2 separate regions of the Homo sapiens genome follow, and region 1 is linked to region 2. A link is a loop called in an ENCODE intact Hi-C map of the cell type or tissue named here. Cell type or tissue: breast epithelium. All regions are shown on one strand. Each heading gives the region's core, and the rest is flanking DNA. Links, peaks and the distances in the headings are about the cores only.

The links. Peaks named below come from ENCODE experiments on the same cell type or tissue, not always from the same donor. Only the 100,000 strongest peaks of a DNase experiment are listed, where the experiment ranks them.
Region 1: it touches region 2 in a loop (11-fold over the local background); 6 of 110 quality-filtered maps call a loop at or near these places.

The regions. Positions count from the first base shown.
Region 1 is chr12:76,568,210-76,573,602 of GRCh38, forward strand. It overlaps LOC105369850 (a long non-coding RNA gene), which reads left to right. Exons shown (of 4, transcript NR_188081.1): 3 at 2,502-2,557. Among named protein-coding and RNA genes, the nearest start is that of OSBPL8, 11 kb to the left of the region's middle. In breast epithelium, for the core only: no CTCF peak of the experiment used is centred there; a DNase peak (open chromatin) is centred at 3,260.
Region 2 is chr12:76,774,539-76,779,931 of GRCh38, forward strand. The region is part of intron 1 of ZDHHC17 (zDHHC palmitoyltransferase 17); the gene reads left to right. Among named protein-coding and RNA genes, the nearest start is that of ZDHHC17, 13 kb to the left of the region's middle. In breast epithelium, for the core only: no CTCF peak of the experiment used is centred there; no DNase peak of the experiment used is centred there.

The sequences.
Region 1 (5,393 bases), core at 202-5,201, 210 kb before region 2:
TTAATCCTTAATCCCTGTAATATCCTCCTGGAACTGGGATTGATATACCTCTATTGAAGACTTTATCTTTGAATGTCAGCTCACTTCCAGACATGGCCACCAACTCCACCCCATGATCGCACATTGTTATACTCCCCACTTCCTTCTGCAGTCAGCAAATAGACTTGGACCTGACATTCTTTGTGTCCTAAGCCCCCCACCCCTTCCTTAAGTTACTAAAGTAGTACACCAAAAGAATACAATTATCTGAACTGAGGGCGGGGAAAATTCCAGAGAAAAATGACCTTCGTGCAACAAACAAAGGCAAGAGAGTAAAAGGGAGGGCACTGTTAGAGATTTAAAATAGACTTACCAGATATATCAACCAAGTGCAATACGTGGATCTTTACCTTTATCAGATTCCAATTCAAACAACTTATAAAAAGATATAATGAGACAATCAGGAAAATTTTAATACCAACTACATATTACAGGATATTAAGGAATTATTGTTAATTGTCTTAGTTGTGATAATGGTACATGATTATGGTTTTTGTTTTTTTAATGTCTCATTTCCTAAAGACATTCTAAAATGTTACTGGGTCCCTGCTTTAGGAAAGAAAAAAAAAGAAGACTTTCAGAGTATGTCACTTTCTTTTTTATACCTGTCGGTCAATTCCATGGGAAAGTATTACTACTTGTTATTTTCTACCCTTAACCAAATACAGTAATCATTTTCTCCTTATCATATCTATTATTATTTTTTAGTAGAAGTGTTCAAATCAAAAGCAGCCCATGCTGCCTACCTGGTATTTGCTCCAAACATCTATTAAACCACTATGGAAGGCCTAACATCATAAGACTGGTGGTAAATAAATCTGATTGAGCATGTTAGCATGTTCAAATTTATATAAAGCATTCTGCAAATACAGATTACTCTAGAGATGCTAAGAAGCAGATGTACTGATCTCGTTGGCATTGGCATTCACATGATTCAGCTACAAATAGAATTTGAACAGATTCCAAATGCACAACTGTCAAATTCATAAAAAGTAGCAAAAAAAATGTCAAATAAAAATTTAGGCTTTGCCTAGAATAGCAGTGACTGTGTTTTAAAAAAATCGAAATATTCTGTTAATGTTTTATTTCTTCAGTGCTAATATTTGACAAGAACTAAGTACTTTGATTTCCATTGAATTCGCAGTGATAGCCCAGAAACTGTTATAAGTTAGTATTACTATTGGGTCCACAGAAAACCTCAAAATACATTTTAACCAAAATTACAAAGTTAATACAAATTTGATTCACTGAAGTAGTATAGTGCAGTGTGTTTGAGTTCTAACACCAAAATCAGACAGATCTCAGTTCTAACCCTAGCTTTGTCATTTACCACCAAGGCTGTCATCTGTAAAATCATCTGTAAAACAGGAGTTTAAAAAAAAACTCTTTTATAATATTATAAGAATTAAAGAACTCAAGAAATATAAACTATTATGGTCACTACCTTTTGGGAATATTATGTTCTATACAATATTACTAACTGTATTTTCACTACACCCAGTTGGAGAAAAATTACACACAGACCATACACTCTACCATCCTCTCATTGATAACAAGGCTTTTGTAGCAACTGGCCTGATTCTGAGGTTTATAGAAGATACATAGGCAGGCATGACTTCAGGCCATTATGCAGCTTTATGTAATAATCTACACAACCCCTAATATGTACGTATCAGGATCTTTCATGTGATGTGAAAATGAAAGCCACTTCCTTAACAACCAGGAAACACTAAATTTCAGAGTTATGTTTTCCATTCAAGTAAATCTCCAGCCAGACCTCCTCTTACAATACATGGAGTTAGCATTCCCAGCCAGTCCCCTCTTGCCACACTTATTTCTTAGTATAACAAATTACAGTAAATAAAACTTATCAGCCAGGCACTGTGTCTCCCGTCTACAATCCCAGCAATTTGAGAGCCTGAGGTGGGAGGATCACTTGAGGTCGAGAGTTCAAGATCAGTCTGGGGAACATAGCAAGACCCTGTCTCTACAAAAAATAAAACAATTAGCCATGTGTGGTGGCACATGCCTGTAATTTCACCTACTTGGGAGATTGTGGCAGGAGGATCACTTGAGCCCGGGAGTTCAAGGCTACAATGAGCTATGATTGTGCCACTGCATTCAAGCCTGGGCAACAGAGAAAGAGGGGACTGGCTCTAAAAATAAAAACAAAAACAAAACTTACATCTAAGGATGATGCAGTAATGCACACATGTCCTTATTATTATTCTTTTGCCTTCACAGTGTTGCTTAGCAACCCAGAACATCTTATCTATGATTTTGGGTGTAAAAATGGCTTTTTGAAATATTTATTTGAAATCTTTCTTTGAAACAAGTAAGATAGATATAAAGATTTCAGGCGAATTCAAGTTAAACATTTAGGGCTAGAATACTTACAGGTTATATATTTTTATATAGTATCTTTCATGCTATTTGATTAATGTACAACTATTGATATTTAGAATGACAGCTGAATTGATGATATGATGACAGGCTCATCCCTCCATTGTAAACTATGGTAAGTAATTTGTATGGCATTGCTTTGATACTACACAGATGTCCAGTTCCCCTTCAAACATAAACCTTATGCTTTAACACTTATTGAAAACCCTTACATGAGTCAGTAATTTCAATAAGAATTGCAAAACAATTATAAATATATCATTCCTTCTACATTCTGACTTTCTTTGGTAACCTAGAGCTTGCCTTTATTACCTGGAACTATTTGGTTACCCTGAAATATAACTCCTACTGGAAAGGAAAAGTAAATAATAAGTCTTTGCTTTTAATTACTAATTTTCAAAGTAAAGATATTTTGGAGACTAATGGAAAAATTTGAATTTGGGTTTTAGATAAGATAAAAATGTATTCACTTGGAAAGGTGAAGATTGTTAATTTAAAAAAGTAAATAGGTTACAAAACCACACATTGAGTATGGTATCATTTTGGTAAAAATATATTTATATATTTATGTGCATATATAGGAATAAATAATGAACTGGAAAGATATACACCGAACTGTTAATCTCTGGAAAGGGGGTTGTTTTGTTTTATTTTGCTGATATGTAGTTTTGTACTTTCTACTTGCATATGCTGGTTTTATAATAATAAAAGGTTATTTTAAAAAGAAAATCACTATTTTCCGCTGAGCCCAGATACAGCTTCTGAATCACCATCAACATGAGACTGGTACATTCCAGCATGGGAGGCTGCCAGGGCATCAGTCCAGCTGGTTACTTCTTCGAAGAAGTAACTACTGATTTCCTTTTGCCTATTGATTTCCATTGCCTATGCATCTTACCTGTGGCTCAAGATTACCTTGGCACTAAATCCAATTAGCCTTTTCACTTTGGCAGCCCTTACCAATTGGCAACTTCTTTGTCTCTTGGTTTGCTTTTGGGCAAAAATTACCTTCTTCTTTAGTTTTTGAGTCATTATATCCTCTTGGTTTTCTTCCTACCTTTCTGACTTCTCAGTCTCCTTTGAAAGTTTACAGCTTCTTTAATTTCCCCCACAATTCCATACTCAGCCTTCTCTCTTCACTCTATATCTTTTTCCCAAAAAAGGGAGGAGAAAAGAGAATACATTTTATGTTCTAATTCTTGTTAATCTATCAAATAGATATCTCTAGCCTTGTTCTCTCTCCTGAAGAACATAGTCACATATATAATCACAAATTATTATAATCTCCATTTAGACATTTCACCTGAAAAATATATAAAACTTAATTCAATCTCTATGCATTAATTTTTCAATAGTTATTAGTCATCTTCTGAGCATCGGGTTATGCTAGAAACTGAAATACATATTAGCATGAGTAAAACTGGCATAGCTGGAAATTAAGTTGAAGAAGTAAATGGAGACCAAATCCTATAGGAGATTTAATGGAATGTGTATTAGTCTGTTCTCACGCTGCTAATAAAGACATACCCAAGACAGGGTAATTTATAAAAGAAAGAGGTTTAATTGACTCACAGTTCCACATGGCTGGGAGGCCTCACAATCATGGCGGAAAGCTAATGAGGAGCAAAGTCACATCTTACATGGTGGAAGGCAAGAGAGAGAGCATGTGCAGGCGAACTCCCTTTTATAAAACCATCAGATCGACCAGGTGCAGTGTCTCACACCTGTAATCCCAACACTTTGGGATGCTGAGGTGGGCAGATCACCTGAGGTCAGGAGTTTGAGACCAGCCTGGCCAACATGGCGAAACCCTGTCTCTACTAAAAAATGCAAAAATTAGCTGGGTGTGGTGGCGCGCACCTGTAATCCCAGCTACTAGGTATGCTGAGGCAGGAGAATCGCTTGAACCCAGGAGGTGGAGATTGCAGTGAGCCAAGATCGTGCCACCGCACTCCAGCCTGGGCAACAGAGCAAGACCCTGTCTCAAAAAAAAAAAAAAAACAGCTGGGTGCAGTGGCTCACACCTGTAATCCCAGCACTTTGGGAGGCCAAGGCGGGCAGATCACGGGGTCAGGAGATCAAGACCATCCTGACCAACACAATGAAACCCTGTCTGTACTAAAAATACAAAAAAACTAGCCGCACGTGGTGGTGCGTGACTGTAGTCCCAGCTACTGAGGAGGCTGAGGCAGGAGAATCGCTTGAACCTGGGAGACAGAGGTTGCAGTGAGCTGACATGGCACCACTGCACTCCAGCCTGGGCAACAGAGCGAGACTGTCAAAAAAAAAACAACAAAAAAACCATCAGATCTCGTGAGACTTATTCATTATCACAAGAACAGCACAGGAAAGACCCACCCCCATGATTCAATTACCTCCCACCAGGTCCCTCCCAAGATGTGTGGGAATTATGGGAGGTACGATTTGAGATGAGATTTGGATGGGGATGCAGCCAAACCATATAATTCTACCCTGGCTCCTCCCAAATCTTAAGTCCTCACATTTCAAAACCAATCATGCCTTTCCAACAGTCCCCCCAGAGTCTTAACTCATTTCAGCATTAACTCAAAAGTCCACAATTCAAAGTCTTATCTGGGACAAGGCAAGTCCCTTCTACCCATGAACCTGTAAAATCAAAAGCAAGTTAGTTACTTCCTAGATACAATGGAAGTTAAGGCACTGGGTAAATATACCCATTCCAAATGGGAGGAATTGGCCAAAACTAGGGGACTACAGTCCCCATGCAAATCTGAAATCCAATAGGGCAGTCACTAAACCTTAAAGTTCCAAAATGATCTCCTTTGACTCCATGTCTCACATCCAGGGCATGCTGATGCAAAAGGTGGGCTCCCATGGCCTTGGGTAGCTCTGCCCCTGGCTTTGCAGGATGCAGTCAGTCCCCATCCTGGCTGCTTTCACAGGATGGCATTGAGTTTCTGGCTTTTCCAGGC
Region 2 (5,393 bases), core at 271-5,270:
GTATTATCTGTAAATCTCTTCTAAAGATTTGTTACTGGACCACATTCTTCTACTTAGTAGAGCTTTTTTGGAATACATTTCAGGGTAGTGTACCTCAAATGCTTCATCCAGCAGTTAGTAACCATATGATCTTGGGCAAATTACTTAATCTTCTGGGTACCTCAGTTTTATTATCTGGAAAGTGGGGTTAATAACACCTACTTCTTAGGGTCCTTATGAGATTAAATGAGTTAATATACCTTTTGTAGATTTTAACCTGTATGTATTTTAATATCTCTGAAATTGGGATTTGTGACTTATAGTTAATGGTGTCTGTTGCATTAGCGAAATTGCAATAGTGACTGTCAGTGCCTGTGCATGTGGCATCTTTGTGATTATTCCTTTTCTGTTTCTTTTTTGAGACAGGATCTTACTGTAGCTGGGACTGCAAGTGCACACCACCATGCCTGATTAATTTTTTTTATATTTTTAGTAGAGGTGGGTTTCGCCATGTTGGCCAGGCTGGTCTTGAACTCCTGGGTTTAAGCGATTCACCTGCCTTGGCCTCTCAAAGTGCTGGGACCACCATGCCCGGCCTCTTTGTGGTTATTCCTGATAGCACAATTGTACACCTGCTGCCCCCATTTCATTAGCAATCCATTTAAAGAGCATTTTAGAAAGGAGTTTGATTACTGATTGTTTTCTGAAAACTGTTGATAACTTCCAGTAAGATCAAGAAAATCATCAAAACTTGTGGAATGTGTGTCAGTGGCTTGGAGAAGGAAATCCTAGAGATAATAGTGACATTCTTTTAAGAAATGCTATATTTCAGTGTTCTTGGTGGCTCATAAACAATATTGTGATGAAGAACATGGTATTGAAACTCTAAGTTGAACAGTGATTCCAAAGAGGCTAACCTTGAGCATGAACAAGTTTTAGCAATACAGTAACTGATTTGTTTATCTCCATTTGATATAGCCTAAAGAGTGATATTTTAAAAATCTAAGTAAGTCTGTAAAAGATTTTTCAATTAGTGTAAATAATCCTTCAATTAGTAGAAGTAAAAATTTGAAGTGATAAAAAAGCATTCAGTTCAGTTGGCAGTATTTTCTTTCTTAGTGGTACATACAATAATGGTGCATATTATAATCAATAGCATCTTTTGATTTTATGAAATTCTGTCTCTAAGTAAAATTTAGAACAATACCTGGCAAATAGTTAGCTGTTGTTTTATAATCTTTACTTACTTTCTTTCTGCAGTTCCAAGATTTTAAGAGAGCATGTACACTATTGTTAATCTTGTTTTTAACCCTAGAATTTTACCTCCCTATGTTCTTTCACTGAAATTATAAATATTCATTAATCTTTATTTATATTTCTGTAAATATAATCATGAATAAATTCTAGACAGTGTTTTCTTTGGAAATTTTGCTTTCTCTTTGACCACTCATAATGTAAATAGCCAGAATCTTCCACCTGTTTGTGAGAGGTTAATTAGCTTGATTTCAGAAATTCCCATTAAACTTTTTTTCCTTATTTGTGTCCTTTTTCCATTGAATAATTGATGTAATCAAGTCCCAAAAAAGGGTACAGGTGGAAAAAAAAAATTCTTGACAAACTAGAATCTAGTCTTCTAGCATAGCAGACCATATATAAACTTAAACTTTCTGAACATTATTATCCTAACATCCGATTTATTCTATACTGTTGAATAATGTATAAATTTTAAAGGTATCAGAAATTTAAGTTTCAGCATGGGTTTTTTTTAGCCTTAATGGTGACACATGATTATTGTAAAAAATTTAAGTAGTACAGAAGGATATATAGTTCATGGTGAAGTCCCACAGTTCCCTGTCCCCAGCAAGCACAAACTTCTCTCACTCCTCACAGGTAAATACTACTTTAAAGTACACTCAGAATTTTCTATGCTTGTACATTTAAATATATATTTTACATACATGTTCATGTATATTTATTTCCTTGTTTTTATTACATAAATGTTATGTTATAAAATCTGTATTTTTCTGAATACAATTTGGACATAGCTGTATTTTAGCACATAACGATCTTCCCTATTCTTTGTAGTGTCTGGACCTGCATTGTTCAATGGTGACCACCACTGATGTGTGGCAGTTTAAATTTAATTAAAATGAATAAAATTTAAAATTCAGTTTTTCAGTTATACAAGTTACATTTCAAGTGTTTATTAGCTATGTGTGGCTAGTGGCTGTTGTTTTAGGTAGCACAGAATTATAGAACAGGTCAATAATCTATATACAGAAAGTTCAATTGGACAGCTTTGTTCTGGACAGTTTTTTAAAAAAACTTGTATGAAAATTTTTTTTACTGTGTAACTTTTTATTGAGGCATATTTTATGATAAATTGTGCACATTTTAAATGCTCAAGTTGATAACTTTTCTTGAACTTTTTAAAATAGTTGTAGATTCACATGCAGTTGTAAGAAATAACACGGAGAGATCTCATGTATCCTTTACCTTGATTCTCCCAGTGGTAACACCTTGCAAAATTATAGGACACTGTAGGATAGGATAGGATAGTATATAATAGCACAACCAGGAAATTAACATTGGTACAGTCAAGATACAGCACACTTCCTTCCCCATAAGGATTCTTCATATTGCCCTTTTATACCCATGTGGTCTTCCTTCCAGCTCCCAACCTGTCCTTAACCCCTGGCAATCACTAACCTGTTCTCCATTTCTATTATTTTGTAATTTTAAGAATGTTACATAAGTGGGATCATGTAGTATGTAACCTTATGGGATTGGCTTTTCTCATTCAGCATAATTCTCTGGAGAGTCATCAGGTTGTTGTGTGTATCAGTACCTTGTTCCTTTTTGTTACTGAATAGTATCCCACAGTATGGATGTACCGTGATGTGTTAACCATTCACCCATTGAAGATTATCTGGGTTGTTTCCAGGTTTTGGTTATTAGAAATTAAACTGCTTTAAACATTTGTGTACAAGTATTCATGTAAACATAAATTTTGATTCTTCTGGGAGTGCAATCACTGGGTCATATGGTAGTTGCATGTTAATGTTTGTAAGAAACTGACAAGCTGTTTTCCTGAGTAACTGTACATTTTACATTCCAATCAGCAGTATATGAGTGAGGATGAGGGAGAGCTGCATCCTCACCAGCATTTGGTATTGTCACTTTGTTGTGATTTTTATTGTTATATTTACTTTCTAATTGGTCTTGGGATCTCTATCTTGAGAGGGCCATAAGGCAAGTAGCGTCACTCTAGGAGAGCCCTAGCAGGGATTGGGGAACTGAGTTAGGTTTGTGCGTGTGTGTCAGGTGAGACACATGAGGAAGTGAAACCAGAATGAAACGAGATTTACTGGTAGAGCCCAGAGAGGTTAAGGTTAAGGAAGGATGCGGGGAGCTGAGGGAGGGGAGAGAGAAAAAGAGTGAGAGGGAAAAGGGGATATCAGTGGGACTATGCCTTTTTTAAGGTACATGGGCATTACCCTGTAGGCTTTCCTGTGGTGGTTGTGGATTGGCTAGTTTAAAGCAAACACTCCTGAAGGGAGATCTTATTTACATGACTCTGGTGTTGACCATTAGGTTTTTATCGTGGTCAGCAGCTGTGGGGAATATTGAGTTTTTGGTCAGTGAGATGAAGAAGTCTATATTGCAGACAGTCACACAGGCAAGGGAAGTTTTTTTTTGTTTGTTTTTTTGAGATGGAGTCTCGCTCCCACCCAGGGTCGAGTAGAAGGGCACGATTTCAGCTCACTGCAACCTCTGCCTCCTGGATGGGTTCAAGCGATTCTTCTACTCTCCTGCCTTAGCTTCCCAAGTAGCTGGGACTACAGGCATGCACCACCACACCCAGCGAATTTTTTTAGTTTTTAGTAGAGACGGGGTTTCACTATATGTTGGCCAGGCTGGTCTCAAACTCATGACCTCAGGTGATCTGCCTGCCTCGGCCTCCCAGAGTGCTGGGATTACAGGCATGAGCCACTGTGCCCTGCCGGGAAGTTTTAACTAGGCCAAGATGGAGGGCTATAGCTGGGTTTCAGATAACTTACGTTAGATCTAAAAATGGATGCTGAGTCAGCAACCATAATAAAGAAATTTTTGACACTTTTTAATTTTAGCCCAGTCTTATAGGTAAGTGATAAGTCATTGTCATGTTAATTTGCACTTCCCTAATGGCAGATGATGTTAAATATCTTTTCATGTGCATATTTGCCATTTGTATGTCTTGTTTGGTGAAGTGTCTCTTCACGTCTGTATGACTTTGTCAGGGCTCCCATAACAGAATGCTACAAACTGGGTGACTTAAACAATGGAAATTTTTTTTCTCCAGTTTTGGAGGCTAGAAGTCCAAGATCAAGTTTCTTCTGAGGTCTCTCTGCTTAGCTTGCAGATGGCTGCATTCTCATATTCTCACATGATCTCTTTATGTATCCAAATTTTCTCCTTTTTAAAAGGACAGTAATCACATTAGATTAGGGCCCACCCAATGGCCTCATGTTAATTTGATCACCTCTTTAAAGACCCTAGCTCCAAATACAGTCTGTTCTGAGGTACAGGGGTTAGAGCTTCAACATATGAGTTTCGGGGGTATACATTTCAGCTGCTAATTGTGTCTTTTGCCTATTTCCTAGTTGATTATTTATTTTACTGTCAAGTTTTGAGAGCTGTTTATATATCTTAGGCACTAGTCACTTTGTTGTGATTTGCAGTTATTTTCTCCCAGTCTGTAGCTTGTCTTTTCCACCTTTGTATTAGTCTGTTCTCACGCTGCTAATAAAAACATACCCAAGACGGGGTACTTTATAAAGGAAGGAGGTTGAATTGACTCAGTTACACATGGCTGGGGAGGCCTCACAATCATGGCAGAAGGCAAGGAGGAGCAAAGTCACGTCTTACATGGTGATAGGCAAGAAAGTGTGTGCAGGGGAACTCCCATTTATAAAACCATCAGATCTTGTGAGATTACTATCTCACTAGAATAGCATGGGAAAGACCCATCCCCATGATTCAATTACCTCCTACCAATTCCCTCCCATGACACGTGGGAATTATGGGAACTACAATTCGAGATGAGATTTGGGTGGGGACACAGCCAAACCACATCAGCCTCATAACAGTCTTTCCCAGAGCAAAAGTTTTAATTTTGATGAAGTCTATTCGACCAATTTTTCCTTTTATGAATTGTGCTTTTCATGTCAAGTCTGAGTTTTCTTTGCCTAGCCTGAGATCCCAAAGATTGTCTTCTGTGTTTTTAAGTTTATAATTTTACCTTTAACATTCAAGTTCATGATTAATTTTGAGTTAATTTTTGTATAAAGTGTGAAAGTTAAGGTTGAGCTTCTTTTTTCTTTTTTTTTTGCCTATAGATATCCAACTGCTGTGGTACATCTCTTCCATTGAAT